Linked DNA regions of Mus musculus: region 2 is linked to region 1. Evidence: chromatin loops called from intact Hi-C (ENCODE). Cell type or tissue: heart. All regions are shown on one strand.

The links. Peaks named below come from ENCODE experiments on the same cell type or tissue, not always from the same donor. Only the 100,000 strongest peaks of a DNase experiment are listed, where the experiment ranks them.
Region 2: a loop joins it to region 1, with 2.3 times the contacts of the local background. A loop is called at or near these places in 2 of 42 quality-filtered maps.

Annotation. Positions count from the first base shown.
Region 1 is chr17:34,138,359-34,146,358 of GRCm38, forward strand. H2-DMa (histocompatibility 2, class II, locus DMa) reads left to right here. Exons shown (of 6, transcript NM_010386.4): 5 at 49-177; 6 at 459-743. The coding sequence ends at 463. H2-DMb2 (histocompatibility 2, class II, locus Mb2) reads left to right here and starts at 6,891. Exons shown (of 6, transcript NM_010388.5): 1 at 6,891-7,112. The coding sequence starts at 7,058. In heart, no CTCF peak of the experiment used is centred here; DNase peaks (open chromatin) are centred at 1,223, 4,453, 4,873, 6,873 and 1 weaker place; H3K4me3 peaks cover 1,441 bases; H3K27me3 peaks cover 4,784 bases.
Region 2 is chr17:34,551,598-34,559,597 of GRCm38, forward strand. Gm31560 (a long non-coding RNA gene) reads left to right here. Exons shown (of 4, transcript XR_003952414.1): 3 at 2,278-2,541; 4 at 5,241-5,716. Among named protein-coding and RNA genes, the nearest start is that of Notch4, 8.7 kb to the right of the region's middle. In heart, a CTCF peak has its summit at 4,077 (motif pointing left); DNase peaks (open chromatin) are centred at 4,074 and 5,994.

The DNA.
Region 1 (8,000 bases):
GTGCTCCCCAGTTGGGCCTCCAGGATGACTTCTGCCTTTCTGCTCTAGTACCCCAGAACGCCCTGCCTTCGGATCTCCTAGAGAATGCCCTGTGTGGTGTGGCCTTTGGCCTCGGTGTGCTAGGCACCATCATGGGCATTGTCTTCTTCCTCTGCTCCCAGAGACCGTGCTCAGGTGGTAAGTCACCGGGGAAGGTCAGGGAACCTGGGACAAGAGTGCCGTGTCAGTGTGTGCCAGGATTCTCCACTTGGCCTGTATACTCTTTCCTGGTAGCTGGGGACCCTGTTACAGACACAGTTATTTGGGAGCACAGAAACAGCTTGGAGTAGGGGAAGAGGGGATCTGAGAACAAGGAGAGTCAGCACTCCGTTGGGAGTTCTGTGAGGGGCAGGGGGGAGACACTTGAGGAAGGGAGAGGCTCCTTATGGTGACTTCCCTGCACTCTGCTCTCTCTTCAGACTGATTCTTCTCAAGGAGATCTTGGAACAGCACAGGCCAGGCCAGCGGGGATGTCCAGGCATCTCGTGACTACCCAAGGTCTCTCATCGGAGCCGAAGTCCCAGGGATCCCTCAGGGTGTGTGCCAGCGTGCAGGTGTCTCAGCTGAGGGTTCCGCTGTCCCTGGACTTGCATCCAGAAGAGCCTTCATCAGGAGCCCCAGGCTCCACCTAACCACTACCTTATACCTTCCCTCTTCCAGGAAATAAACTTCATTTCTTAATGTCAGCGTGACCTCTCCCTCCACGTACTAGACAAGTGTCTACCCCTAAGCACACCCCAGCCCACTGTACCTTCTTTTTAACTCCTGGAATTTGCTTCTGGATCTGACCTGAGTGGCTTGTCACTTCAGGTTCAGCATGCCTTAACCTGGACACAGCTCATTAGGGAGGGAAACGGGAAAACCCCTCTCCTCAGCCAAGCTCGGGTTCCCTGGTCTCAGCGGAGCTGACGGTGCCTTTTATCCCATCAGCTTCCTCATGGGAAGGCAGAGTTTCCAATAATCGGCTCACAAAGCAGTTGAGGAAATTGTATGTGTTTTTTTTGGTTCCCCCTATGCTTTGTTGCCAGTGACCCCGTTTATGGCTTCTGCCTTGAGGAATATCTAGCTCCCTCCACCCCTCGGGTACCTGGGAAAACTGGAGCTCCGGGCGGTATGCTCCCGCCTCCAGCCTCTAGCTGCTCTTTTGATTGGTCAGACCAGTTCTGCGCAGACAAACTCTCTAAGTCCCTGAAGTGAAGTGGGAACAGCCGGTGAGGGTGAAGAAGCTCGGGTTCCTTCACCAACCCGTCCAACGGCCTCTTGAACTTTCTTTCCTAAGGCGCCTGTGCGGCTCTGTCCCGGGCAGATGGTGGGAGCCAGCGGCACAGGACTGCTGCTGCTAAACTGTTTCACACACAGTTTATTCCTTGCTTTCTGTGGGACACGGGAGTTGTTGCGGAGGTGGTTAAGGCTAACTCACAGAATTAGTTTGCTATTGGTGAGGCCACCTCCGTTTTTCATATCGCATCATAGTCTAAGGGACGTACATCATCCAGTTCTTCCCGGGCTCCGGCTCTTTTCTCCGACCACGTCATTTCTAAGAGCAGAGTGTGTACTGATAAAGCCCTCGGGAATGCATGACTGTCAGTTTCCCTGTGTGCTCTTCAGTGAGTGACTTACTGTCTCTGTGCCTTCGTGTCAACTTTCCGTAAAGGATGGTAACAGCCGTGGCTCCCTTGTAGCGTTGTTATAAACCTAACGATTATTAACTTACTCATGCTTGTGATGTTTTTGCATGAGTATGGATGCACAGCCTTGTGGGAGGTAAACACTAGGAATCTTCCATCCTCCATCCATCTTCCACCTCACTCACCACGACAGTCTCATTCAAACCCAGAGCCCACTTCCTGGCTAGAGGCTGGGATTACTAATGCCCGACATGTATTCCTGGCCTCTCCATGGCTTCTGGGTATTAAATTCTGGCCCTCATGCTTGTGTGGCAAGAGCGATCTCCCCAGCCCCTCGTGCATGCTGGGTAAGTGCTCCAGCCACTTATCAGCACCCCAGTCCTTCTGTGATCTTAACCTGGGGACTGCTGAGAGCAGTTTCACACGGAGAAAGGGCAGGATAACAGCATTGTCACCAACGGTCTGCAGTGCCACAGAGCTTAGTGACATCAGGAACTTTCCTCTGCCTTCATTTAAACAAACAAACAAACAAACTACTTGTGTGAGTGGGGGTGTTTTGCCTGCCTATAATGTATGTGTACACATACATGTCTGGTGCCTTCAGAAGCAAGGAAAAGATATCAGATCCCCTGGTTCTGGGATCACACATGGTTGTAAGCAGCCACATGCATACTGGGAAACAAACTTAGATCTTTTGGAAGAGCAGACTGTACTCTGGACCACTGAGCCATCTCTCCAGCCCCCTGTTAGACTTTTGACTCTATCTTTAGTATTTTGATTTTCTCCCTTGGAGATACTTTTGTTTTTATTCTCATTTTACCTGTGTGGATCTGGTCCACATCCTTTTCTACATTTTCCTAGTTTCTGTTCTTCTTCAAATGTACCCAGCAATTTCCTTCCAATCAAAACGGAAAACTGACGGAGGTCTCACTGTATGGCTCTGCCCAACCTGGAACTTACCACGTAGACCAGGCTGATCTCAAACATACAAGAAATTTACTGCCTCTGCCTCCCAACTGCTGGGACTAAAGATGTGGCACTTTTCCAGGTGTTCACCTGCTGTCCTTAGCTCTAGCTAACTCCTCTCTCTGGACCTTAGAGGATGGGCTTAGATTAGATGCTCACCCATTGAGTGATATGTGTGCCACTCGCTCCCCAGCTGGCCTCCAGTTTGCTGTGTAGCTGAGATGATCTCCCCCACCCCCATCCTGGTCCTCTGCTTCCACCCCTCCCAGCTGCTGGGATTGCAGGCAGGCACCACCCTGTTAGCCTCTTTCCTCAGCCATTCTTGCATCCAAGTAAGAGCCAGGCCGACTCTGCTTAGCTTTGAGACTGGATAAGGTTGAGTGCATTAGGGTGGGGGTTCTAGGACCCCTTAACTAGAGGCATCAAAAGCTGACTTTAGCCTAGTGTTCTCTTTCCCTTTTCTTTGAGTTAAAGTCTCATGTAGCCCAGGCTGGCCTTGAACTCCCGATTTAGCTCAGGATAAGTTTGAATTCCTGATCCTCTTGCTGGGATGGCCTGGATGTGGTTGGTACCTTTGAGAGCAGAGGTGGTTGCCAGCAGAAAGCGCATTCCTGGGCAGCCCTCGTTCCTCATTCTTCCCTCACAGAACCATGCCTGTCTGCTTTGTGGCTTGTTCCCATGTCAACCAACTGCAGGGCCATCCCACACTCAGCTCCGGCTGCCACCCCCAGCCCTGCTCTATCTTTCTTAGAATTCTCAGGACTTCCTAAGGGACACTTTCTTGTTTTCTTGTTTCCTGATTTTACACATTTTACATCTCTCTCACTCCCTCTCTCTCTCTCTCCATATATATATGTATATATATACATATATATATACATATATATATGTGTGTGTGTTTGTGTGTGTGTGTGTGTGTATGTAACCAACAATCTTGTAATCTCCTCTTCAGAGGTCAGAGAGCAGCTATTAGAGCTGCTTTTGTCCCCACTATCACCCAGAGTCACTGGCGATGGGGTGGGTGCCGGCAGGCTCTCGTGGCATCGGCTTTTTGTGTAGTGATCGTGAAGCTAAGCACCTTTCCACGGGCTTCTTTCAGTTACTGATTCAGACAGTCCTGAGACAGAATCTCATGTATCTGAGATGACCTTGATCCCTGACCTCTGGCTCCCACCTGAAGCACTGGGACTCGGGGATTCCAGCACACCATTCCGTCAATGTTTTGAACTGTATGTTCAGCTTTTTCTTATGATTTCTGGGAACATGATACTCCGTGCAACAACTTAGGACAGAATAGATGCTGAAAGTACCTTCTGCTGTGCATTGTGGGACACGCCTGCACTCCCAGCATCTGGGAGGCTGAGGCAGGAACATTGCCAAAGCTAAAAGCCATCCTATGCTGCGTAGTGAGGCTCTGTCTCAAAAAAAAAAAAAGAAAAAAAAGAGGCTTCCAGTTGGTCACTCTCCAGTGACATATACATACAGTTGATTCTCTGAATAAAATTATTTAGTTTTGGCTCCGAAAGCCACTGTGGACAAGTGATTGACTGGTCCAGCATTTTTTTTTCTTCTGTCACAAAATGTGGCCTTGAATTAAAACCATCTGTGCAGAAGAGGAAGCAGAGGGCTTACATGGGATGAATTTAGGAAATGCCTAGAAGAAACTCATATGGTTAAGGCCACCGTCCCACGGAAAACACAGGGCCACATGTGTGACTTCCCGTAATGTCAACTCCAGTGACAGTATCAATATTGGCACACGTTTCTGTTTCCAGTGACCCCCATCTCCTTGTGGAACTCCATTAACTCCATCCAGTACTGCCAGGCTCGGGGGCGAAGGGGAGTCAGAACTAGGCAGTACTGCCTTCCTCTCCTGTGAATTACCTATAATGCTTGGCACAAACCCTCAGTGTTAGCCCACTGCAGGCATGTGGGAGCCAGGCCAGGTGGAGAGGCAGGAAAGATGAGGACTGTGTGTGTGTGTGTGTGTGTGTTCAAGTAGTAGCCTTCAAAGAATGGTCCATGGGACCCTGACTGGAGGCCCTATTGCTAGCTGTGCTGGTAAACAGAAGCCCTCTGTGTGTGTGTGTGTGTGTGTGTGTGTGTAGAAGGAACCGCTTTGCTGAGCACAGGTCTCTGGGGCTTCCGTTTTGACTCTAAAACCCTCCGTACATGTTCACATGAATATGGAAGTGAAATCCTCTCCTACGGCTTCCTGTGGTGTCTCAAGAGGTTTCACATCTCCTTGACTACTGGAGCAGAGAGCTAGACTCCCGGAGGGGACTCCACTCAGTCCCACTGCCGTGGCCACGCCCATGAGGGGGAGGGTGCCCAAGTGAGGCTCTGCAGGCCTTCTCTCTAGGCTACAGGTAGTAGGCTCAGAGATGGGGTCAAGACTGGATTCCTGCAACAGAAGAAAGGCATACCAGGAAAAGAGGGCTTGGAGGCTGGGAGTCACTTGTATTGTTTTGGAGCTGTCTTAAGAGAAGGTAAAAGAGATGGGACTCCTGGAGCAGACGGAGCTCTGCAAATGAGCAGGTGTGTGTGGGGGGGTGGGGGGGTGGAGTGGGTTGGGGGGCGGAGGAGGGTGGAGTAAGCCTTTGAGGGGGTTGGGGTGACTGTGGCTCCTCTCTTCCCCTTTTTCTCAGCAGAAGTGTCACCAACTTCGGTTATCTGGGTTCTTCCCAGCCCAGGAGAGAGAGAGAGAGAGAGAGAGAGAGAGAGAGAGAGAGAGAGAGAGAGAGAGAGGAGGACACGTCCGTGAGTCTGTGTGTCTGTGAGTGTGTGTGACTGTGGGGTGTATGTATGGTGTATGTATGTTTGTATATGTGTATGCCTATATGTGTATGTATGTATATATGCACATGTGTGTGTGTTTGTGTGTTTATGAGATCAATGTAAGATTTCTATAGGCATAGAAGACACTATCAGTTTTGCAATTCACAGTCCAACAAAAGATGCACTTGCCATTTAAAATCTATCCTATTGTGTATGAGGCTCTGGGTTGAATTCTTAGCACAAAAAGAAAAGTGCACTAAGATTGGGGAGATGGCTAGGTTGGTAAACTGCTTGCTGCACAATTGGGAGTATCTGAGTTCAATCCCCAGGACCCACATTAAAACAAAAACATACAATACAAACAAAACAAAACGCCACAAAAAAGCCTGACATGTCTGTGCACAGCTGTGGTTCCATTGCTGCAGAGGCAGAGGCAGAGGCAGGTGTGTCCCCGGGCTTCCGGCTAGCTAGCCCAGCCTACCTGGCCAGCTCCAGGTCATCAAGAGACCCTGTCTCAAAAAACAACAACCAATAAGGTGGAAGGTGTTCCTGTGGCCTCTGCACACATTTGCACATAGGTGCATGCATGCTGTATACACACAAGCACCCACACACAGGAACACCTGTGCACATGTGCAAACACACTCAAGTGTCACCAGTAGATAATGTCCTTTCCAGGAGAATAGTAGGGGCACCACATCTCTACTATAGCATCTTCCTAATCCAGAGGTCAGCTCAACAGAGCGGAGCATGGGGCAGGGCACACTCAGGGAAGCAGAGACTCTGGAGGGGAAGACGCTTGAGCTTGGGCCTGAGGTCAGCTTTTGACCAAGAGCTTCAGTAGAACTGCCCCAGAGATGCGCGAGTGCAGGAAGATAGGGCGTCCTGGCTCCCAAAGCAGCTCCTACAGCCTAGGAGGAACGGAGGCTTGGTAAGCAGCCCAGGAGGGAATGGGGTTTCCAGGCTGGCCCCTGCTCTCTAAGGTTGGATTGCTTTCTGTCGTCCAGTCCTGCTCTGACACAAGGCAACTGTGTACACTATCTGTACCTCCTTCCTTCCCTACAGTCTTGCCTCTGCCACCTGTGTCCTCCTGAGTGACAGGACAGACCAGGGGTGTATGTACTATCTCCTAGGCAACGTCCCTTTCAGAGAGGAAGAAAGTTGTCTAGAAGTTTTTTGTTTTTTTGTTTTTTCTTTTTCTTTTTTCTTTTGGAAGTGTGTGAGATGAGAAAGTCAACCCAGGGGCAGGCCAGGGTTGTATTTCCTGGAAATGCTTCAGCGATCACCCCCAGGGACCTCAGGAAACCACCTAGAAGGTCCTGTTCTTAAAGCACAGGGCACAATGAGGTTTACCTATTAACCGATGATGCTAGGCTAAGTCACTTAGTGATTGGACTGACTTAACTACCCAGCTAATCTGACCACTCCCTTTAGGACCCCAGATTTGGTTGAGTGAGTGGGTACAAAGGAGGGGCTGAGTGACTCGGGGCCACATAGGCAGCAAGGAGCAAGGGGCCTGAGCAAGAGGTACCATATTTACCTCAGTGTGTGAAGATCATTTGCCCAGGCTGGGGCAGGAGAGAACCTGAGGCCCTTGCAGGAGGTGCCCAGGGGCCTGGCCTTCCTGCACCTTCAGAGAGTGGAACATGGCTGCACTCTGGCTGCTGCTGCTGGTCCTCAGTCTGCACTGTATGGGGGCAGGTAAGATAACCTCCTGAACCTTCTCTCTCCTGCTCCTGTTTGGGTAAAACATGTTCATTTTTGCTAGCTAACAGGTCTGAGTGCCCCAGAGTAGCCAGTCTCCAGACTATGGCATTCCTCCAGCCCTGTGCACTGTATTTTACAGCAATTTTAATAATGAGCCATTCTCATAGACTGTGTGAAGGATGTCCCTGTGGGGACGTAGGTTAGGACTGGGTACTGCTGGGTCCTGGTTCCTAACATGGTGCCTGGCATGACATAAGTGTTCTGTGGTATCAAAGTCAAGAATATTTCCAGCACAGAGCAAGACTGACTACTTCTTGACTCTGTTTCTTTCTCTCCTGTCCCCTTCCCTCCTCCTGTTGGTCTGTTTGTCTGTCTGTCTATCTATCTGTCTGACTGTAGTCTGTCTGTTTCTTTCTCATTGGAGACAGTCACGCTCTATAGCCAGACTTGCCTTAAACTCATGGCAATCCTCCTGCCTCAGTGCTGGGATCACAAGTATGCCAACCACATTACTCTATGTCCCTGTCAATAGTGAGGTGCTCTGCAGGTCTGTTTTGGGGTAGACAGCCATGCATGCCACACAGGAATCTTGGGTTGTCCTCCCTTGTCATCCAGTCTCACATACAGAAGCGCTAATTGTTTTCAGCCTTGTGCACATGAGCCTCAAGCTCGTCCCAAACCTATGCCCTGCCAGATGTGGAAGTCTATCACACCATATGATTTTGGTAGAAGAGTGGAATTAGCTTGAAAATGCCTTTTCTGAGTTTTGTTTGGTTGGCTGTTGTTAGGAAAGCCGGGTATACTAAGTTATTTAAATTTGTTACCTTAAGACCTTAGACCACTGCAGGTGGAAAGCAACAGCCTGATTTAGTGTCAGAGCCT
Region 2 (8,000 bases), 410 kb after region 1:
CTTAAAGATCCACATGTCTTTAGGGATTTAAAGCAAAACCCACCACTGCCCAGCTGAGATCCACTTTTTTTAATTCCTGTATTTAGTTATTAGTTAGTTAGTTAGTTAGTTAGTTTACATCCTAGCCACAGTTTACCCTCCCTCCTCTCCCCATAGTCCTTCACACCTCACCTACAATCCGTCGCCAAGGAAATCCTTGTTCCTTTCTCTTCAGGGAAGTGGAGGCCTCCCATGGGTATCAACAGACCTTGGAATACCAGGTTGAGGGCTACTTAGTGTTCTAGCCTTTTCCTACTGAGGCTAGAACAGGCAGACCAGTAGGAGGTAGGGTCCCAGAAGCAGGCAACAGAGTCAGAGACATGCCCCTTTAGCTGCTGTTAGGAGTCCCACAAGAAGACCAAGCTACACAACTGTTAAATATTGCAGAGGGTCAATCCTGTGCGTGTTCAGTGGTTGGCGGTTCAGTCTCTGTGAGCCGCTATGGGCCCATGTTAGTTGATTCTGAAGGTTTTCTTGTGGTGTCCTTGTCCCTTCTGGCTCCTACAATCCTTCTTCTCAATCATCTGCAGGATTCTCAAAGCTCAGCCTAATACTGAGCTGTGGGTCTCTGCATCTGTTTCCAGCACTTGCTGGGTGAAACCGCTCTGATGAAGGTTATGCTAGGCTCCTGTCCACAAGTATAGCAGAGTATCATTAATACTGCCATCAATAATAGAAGGGTGGGCTCCTCTAATGACTTGGATCGCAAGCTGTGCCAGTCGTTGGTTGGCTCATCTCTCCAATTCTGTTCCATCTTTACCCCTGCACATCTTGTTAGGCAGGACAAATTGTGGGTCTAAGGTTTTGTGGCTGGATTGGTGTCTTAATTCCTTCTTTTGCAAGTCTTACCTGGTTATAGGAGGTGGCTGTTTCAGGTTTGATAACCCCCATTGCTAGGAGTCTTGGCTATGTCACCATAAGAAATTCTTGGTAGTTTCCAGTGCCTCTGGTATCTAGCTTATCACAGAGATGTTGGTGTCCCCCAACTTCATTCCAGTTGTCTCTCTCAGTGCTGTCTTCCTCCAATCTCTCACAACCTGATCCTTTATATTCTCATTCCCACCCACCCCACCCCTATACAGTCCCCACGTCCCCATCCCACCCACACCCACCCACCTTGTATATTCTGTTTCCCCTTCTCAGTGAGATTCCTATGGCCCTCACTTGAGCCCTCCTTGTTACTTAGCCTCTCTGGATCTGTGGACTGTAGCATAGTCATCCTTTACTTACTGGCTAACGTGAGCGCATACCATGTTTGTCTTTCTGGGTCTGGGTTACCTCACTCAGAATGCTCCCTTTTAGTCCCATCCATATATCTGCAAATTCCATCATGGCATTGTTTTTGTTTGTTTCTTTGTTTTGTTTTGTTTTGTTTTGTTGGTTTTTCGAGACAAGGTTTCTCTGTATAGCCCTGGCTGTCCTGGAACTCACTCTGTAGACCAGGCTGGCCTCGAACTCAGAAATCCGCTTGCCTCTGCCTCCCAAGTGCTGAGATTAAGGGTGTGTGCCACCACTGCCCGGCAATGTCATTGTTTTTTATTATTATTATTATTAGATATTTTCTTCGCTTACATTTCAAATGCTATCCCCAAACTCCCCTATACCCTCCCCCCGCCCTGCCCTCCAGATGGCATTGTTTTTAATAGCTGAGTGATACTCCATTGTGGAAATGTACCACATTTTCCTCATCCATTCTTTGGTGAGATACATCTATTTCCAATTTTCAGAGAAACTGCCAAAGTTTCCAAAGTGACTGTACATGTTTGCACTCCCACCAGCAATGGATGCACTGGTTCTGCATCTGTGACAACATGAGCTGTCACTTGAGTTTTGAGGTAGGAAGACACATCTCTAATCCAGACAATTTCAGATGAAAAAAACCACTTCTAATCTGGTCCACACCTTCTGCTGGAAACCTACATAAAGACATGGAAGAAGGAAGCGTTGGTCTCTGCCTGCCTGCTCTCGCCTTTCTAGTAAGTCCACTGGCATCAGAGCCTACTTCTTTGGGATTCCAACATGGACTAAAGACCATCTGAGAAACATTCAGCCTTGTGGATTGAACAACTATGGGATTTGTGGGCTTTCGAGTCACAGGCAGCCATCGTTGGATTCGCTGGACCACAGCCTGGAAGTCATTCTAATAAATCCCCTTTGTCCTCTCTCTCTCTCTCTCTCTCTCTCTCTCTCTCTCTCTCTCTCTCTGTCTGTCTCTTCCTATAAATGCTGTTCCTTTAGAGAACCCTGGTGTCTACACACAGCCACCGCAGCAGGAGTAACAAGGGGACAACTAAGGAGCCCCAGAGAGGAGCCAAGGCAGAAACCACAGGGAGCACAGATGCTGAAGGAGAGGGACAGAAGGAGTGGACAGGAAGCCGGGGCTGAAGACAGACAGACTGCCTTGAAGATCCAACAATGACAAACTGCCCACTCCAGTTTGAGCTCTGAAAACCACCAAGCCTCAAGAGCCAAGGCTCCTGGGGCTGGAGAGACCGCTCAGAGGTAAGGAGGACCATTGCTCTTTCAGAGCACCTGAAGCCCTGGAGCCAATCATAAGTACAGCCGCAGGGCACTGATGCCCACTTAGCCCCCTATTAACCTACACTCACACTTGCAAAGATCCACACCTAGGCACAACCATATATACATAATTTGAAAATAAAATCAATCTTTCTTCAAGAGTCAAGGCTCCTGGCACTGCAGGCCCGAGGCGTGTGGCAGTGTGGTACTAACTGTGATTGGAGCTGAGGACACAAACACCCAGAGACCACCTTGGGGCGCGAACGCCACTGTGCTCCCTGGTGCTGCTGCCAATCTCTCCCACTGGAAGCTGGGTGTCTCACAGCTGTCAAGTGCTGGAATGGCTACTAGCTGAAGAACAGAGCAAACACCAGGTGTGGTATAGAGCTATCATCCCCAGGACTCAGGAGGTAGAGACAGGAGGATGAGGAGCTGGGTCCAGGTCATCCTCATTTACAATGAAGCCAAGGCCTTGTGCAGCCCAGGGAGGGAGATTCTAACAGTCCTGGCATGCTGGCCTTGACCTCTCCTACCACAGAGCCTCCGTGAAGGAATGGCCACAGGCAAATACCCAGGCACATGCTCACAGTCACTGTTCTGAAACCTTCTCTTTTGTTCCTGTGGGGGGCTTTGGTGTAAGATGGAGGCTTAGCAGTGTATATATCCAGGGCTACAGGATCACAGAGACAAGCTCTGACAGGAGTTAGGTCTTCCACCTACAGCCAGGTGAGCTCAACAGAGGACCGCCAGAGCGGGTCATCAATGTGGGAAGTGCTCCAAGGATCTGAGGGGAGGAGGGGACACTGGCTCAGATTTGAACTTTAACTCAAGAGCTTTCCTTTGATGTCATGTCTGCATTTGTTTTGTATAATCTCTGTATTGTGGTACATATTTTTGAACGTGAGTTTCAAACATCATATTCCTTTTTTAATATTTTTAATATTTATTTATTATATGTAAGTACTGTAGCTGTCTTCAGACACTCCAGAAGAGAGCATCAGATTTCGTTACAGATGGTTGTGAGCCACCATGTGGTTGCTGGGATTTGAACTCAGGACCTTTGGAAGAGCAGTTGGCAATCTTAACCGCTGAGCCATCTCACCAGTCCCAAACATCATAGTCTTAAGGAGTGTTTAAAAGGAGTTGGAAGAACAGCACATCTCAGAGGGGGACCAGAGCCTGGCAGGACCCAGCAAGAGGCTACCCCAAGGGTAGTGCTAGGTGCTAGGTGAGGTGCTGGAGAGATGGCTCAGCCATCAGGCACGCTCTTTCAGAGGATCCCAGCACCCTTGTCAGGTGCTTTCAACCACCTGTAACTCCAGCTTCAGTGCCTCCAACTCCCTCCGGGGCCTCGGCTGGAAACTGTACACATGTGACACACACTCATGAAGATGCACACACATACACATAGGTAAAATTAATACATATGGGTTCGTTTTTATTATGTATCATTATGCAATATATTTATACGTATGCCCTCAGAAGTCTTGACTGGGCTTCCTCGCCCTCTGCTGCCCCCTTGTGGCCAGAATGTGACAGTTCCCAGAGGTCATGAGCTCTCTGTGGAAAGAATGGCAATGTGACCAGGTCATGGGTCCAAGGAGAAGTCTATTTGTCTGTCCTAACTGTCCATCATGATTGTGGAAAGTTGAATGGCAGAACCCTGGTGATCAGAGATCCTTTATAGCAGACAGACTCTCTTACTGCACCAAGCTAGACTCTGAGGACTTAAGAGAGCAAGCTGACCCAAGGCCATGAGAGACCATGGAGACTCACCCACCTCACCATCACCACCATTGAGAAAGACCAGAGATTGATGTCAACCAAACATGCCAAAGAGAGCAAACTGTGAGGAGACAGGACAGCTCAGTCAGGTAGTCAGCTGCAAGACCTTGCTTCCTCCAGAGGCAGGGAGAGCACTCTGGTTCCACAGCCCCCTACACTCAGCAAGTGTTTGGGGAAAACTCAACAGAGTGGTCGAAAGCCAGACAAGCTGTGCAGATACGCAAGCCCTTTGGGTCCCTGGGATGGAACTTGAAGACATTTACTGAGGGCCAAATGGTTTTGAGGTCTGTTTTGTTTTGTTGCTTATTTTATTTCTTCCTGTCAGTCATGCTGAGGAAACTCATATATGCTTACGAACATTTAGACTTACGCATGTGTGATTTTCTTTTAATTCCTTCCTCATATTAGGTGCCAGTGAAATTACTTTCCATCCATAAAGAATAAAAAACTCATCTGCAGTATCTTCAACTTTTGCCTATTTACGTGATTGCTGCTAGATTTAAAACAGGGTTTCGCAAGCGGTCCATGACCTCGTCTGCCCAACAAAGACGGTTCAAGTCTATTCTTAGGGTGTGACAAATCTTCCTGAGAACGAGATAACCCCAAAAGCCTCCCAGCCATGGGTCTCCCAGGACATAACTGATACTCAAAGGACCCAGGGACCCTTAGGGACGAGCTCATTCATCTCTCCCAATCCTTCCTTCACCCAACACAGACTCCCTGACCCAGGCTGGCCCTGCCTCCTGTGCCGAAGCCAAAAGGCATGACATTCAAAGGTACTGGCTTAGCTCACTGACCAGGGCAGGGGCACCATCTGGTTGAGGGACACTCCATCCCACCTGGTTCTCAGCCCTAAGGAACAGGGCATTTCCCTGAACCACCCTTCTCCCTCCTAGGACAGACTTTCCGGAAGACATCTATACTATTGAAGATAAGCACCGTAGGAGTTTAGCTGATGTGATGGAAGTTGATTCTCTTCTGTACCTGCTGGCCATGCAATACAAGCAGAGCTTGGTTCCTTTGTATGCAGAGGAGAGGGAGCAAGCAGGGTACGATGACCAGTCTCCACTGACAACTAGACTGGATGGTGAGTCGCCCAGGAGACACACACCTCTGTGAGAGCCCGTTAGGGTGTTTCCGAGGATACGTAACTGAGTAGAGAAGAGCCACCCTGAAAGCAGTCACCCTGTCCCATGAGCCAGGGCAGCCAGCAGAAGAAATCAGGAGGAAGTGAGCTGAGCTTGAGCATCCATTTTGCTTCCTGCCTGTGAGCAGGATGTGACCAGCAATCACGTTCCTGATGTCTTCCTTCTCCGCTGGAACAGACTTTATCCCCTCAGACCTTGGGCTGAAATAAAGCTTTCCTTCCTTCCTCAGGTTGCTTTGCTGGGGTATTTGGTTAGAACAAGAAAGTCACCCAGCTTTCAGTGGCTCGGGAAAGCAGAGAGGGCTGGCCACTGTGGCAGTGCTAGCTGACCTTAGCATCCCGTCCCCCACAGAGACTGAGACACAGAGGCTTGCCTTCAGGATGACTGCATGTCAAAAGAACGGATCTTGGGCCTTCGAGGGGTGTTTCTGAGTTGACACATGTGCGGTTACAGGGACAGCCTGTTACAGGGACAGCCTGTCTTTGCAGGTCAGGACTGTTAGGTGCCGGTTGGGGCGAGCAGTAAATTATCCTGGCAGCTTTGAGCTTCCCAAGTCTGCACTTTAAAGGGATCTGGGTCATCGGAGGGACATGGCCTTCTGCTGCTGCGATCCATTGAGGCCGGGGTGGGAAGGCAGAGTTCTGCGGTTCTCACTGTCCTGAGGGACCAGCACCGTGAGGTCAGCCCCAGAACTCTCATCCCCTAGGGGCCATGTCTCAGCCTCCATGAGGCCAGAGCAGCAGGCACCTCACATGAGGTGTGGGTGATTCCCCTGTAAGGAATTGCGCTGAGACAGCTTAAAACCCTCTCTGAGTGGGGAAAAGGTCACCTAGGAACTTAGGTAGGGAATATGGCTCACTTCTGTTAATAAAAAGGGCCGATCCCAGTCATTACACAGACTGCGTTTCTCACTCCTGGCTTAGTAGAACAAGGTCCTGCATAACAGTCCCCCACCTCCGAGTTCCTTTGCACTAATACATCATTCCCCCAGAGATGAAGCCACCGGGCGTGGCTGAGGGAGGAACTCAGTGATGCCTACGCTTTTCCACTCACAGTCCATTTTACCCCCAAGACGTTTAGACTACTGAGATTGTAGAAGCATAGAAAATAGGTATATTTCACCCAAATCATTGTCTACAGATGTTATATTCTAACCACTGAGTCCCTCACCCCGTCACCCCTTAACTAGTCTCTTCTGATGCACAAGCCGGCAGCAGTCTAGAGAGAGGCATAACTTAGAATCCATGTGTACCAGGACAGGACACCGCAAGCCACATTTGTCCCAAGGAAAGAGATGGCATTCGACTGTTCCGTATAACAGCCACGAGCCAGCTGGTTCTGCTTAAATCCATTTAAATTGAAGAAAACTGAGGAGGAGGTGCAACTCAGTGGTAGAGCACTTCACTATGGGCAATGCCCTGAATTCTGTTCCCAGCACTGAAACAAAGGCTGAGGTAGACTGTGCCTCACAAGCGCATAGTCCTAGGTTCAAACCTTAGCACTGCATAAACCAGGAATGGTGTTACTAGGTGATAGCAGGACCAGGGATGCAGAAAAAAGGATCTGAAATACAGCATCATCCTAAGCTCCTCCATGAGTTCGAGGCCAGCCTGGGCTACATGAGCTCCTGTCTCAAAAATAAATCAAAGGGGCCTGGAGAGATGGCTCAGAGTGCTGGCTTCTCTTCCAGAGCATGTAGGTTCGATTCCCAACATGGCGATTCATAACCATCTATAGCTCCAATTTCAGGAGCTGTGACACCCTCTTCTGGCCTCGTCGGGTAGTAGTAGGTGCACAAACACCCAGGCAAACACCCAGACACATAAAATTAGATTTTAAAAAGGTAATGTTGAATTGAGTATATATAGGCTGGAAATGTGGCTCGGAAGGTTTGCCTTGGGCATAGAGTCTCGGGTTTGCTCCCCAGCTCCCCAGCACCTCACAGCCCAGGTTGTGTAACCCTGGAGTCCCAGTGACTGGGAGCCAGAGGCAGAAGGATTGGTGCGAGGTCATCCTCAGGTTAAGTGTGAGATGAGCTACAAGAGATCTTGCCTCAGATAAATTAAAATCCAAAACTCAGGGCCCTCAGTCTGCAGTCTCCGACAGAAAACATTTCCATTCCCTGGACAGAAAGATTCACTGGGCAGTGCGGGGAGACTGACCGGCTCCTGGGTCCTGCAGGAAAGGGTGCGGAAATGCCAGCTCCTGGGTCCTGCAGGAAAGGGTGCGGAAATGCCAGCTTTTGTCTGGCACCACTTCCTTTTCTGTTTACAATAAAATTGAATGGCCTTTTCTGAAGAGCCTCGATAATTTTTGATGCATTGAAAATACTTCTGTAGAATTCCTGGGACACAGGAGAAGCCATGGGAGTGGTCAGGGGACCTCGCCAAACTTGCTTTGCTGAGAAGTAAACCCCTTCTCAAGAAGGCCCGAAGTGGGAGGTGAGGCTTACAGTACCATGCTGGTGCTTGAGAGACAGAATGAGAGTCAGGGGGCCATGAGTTCAAG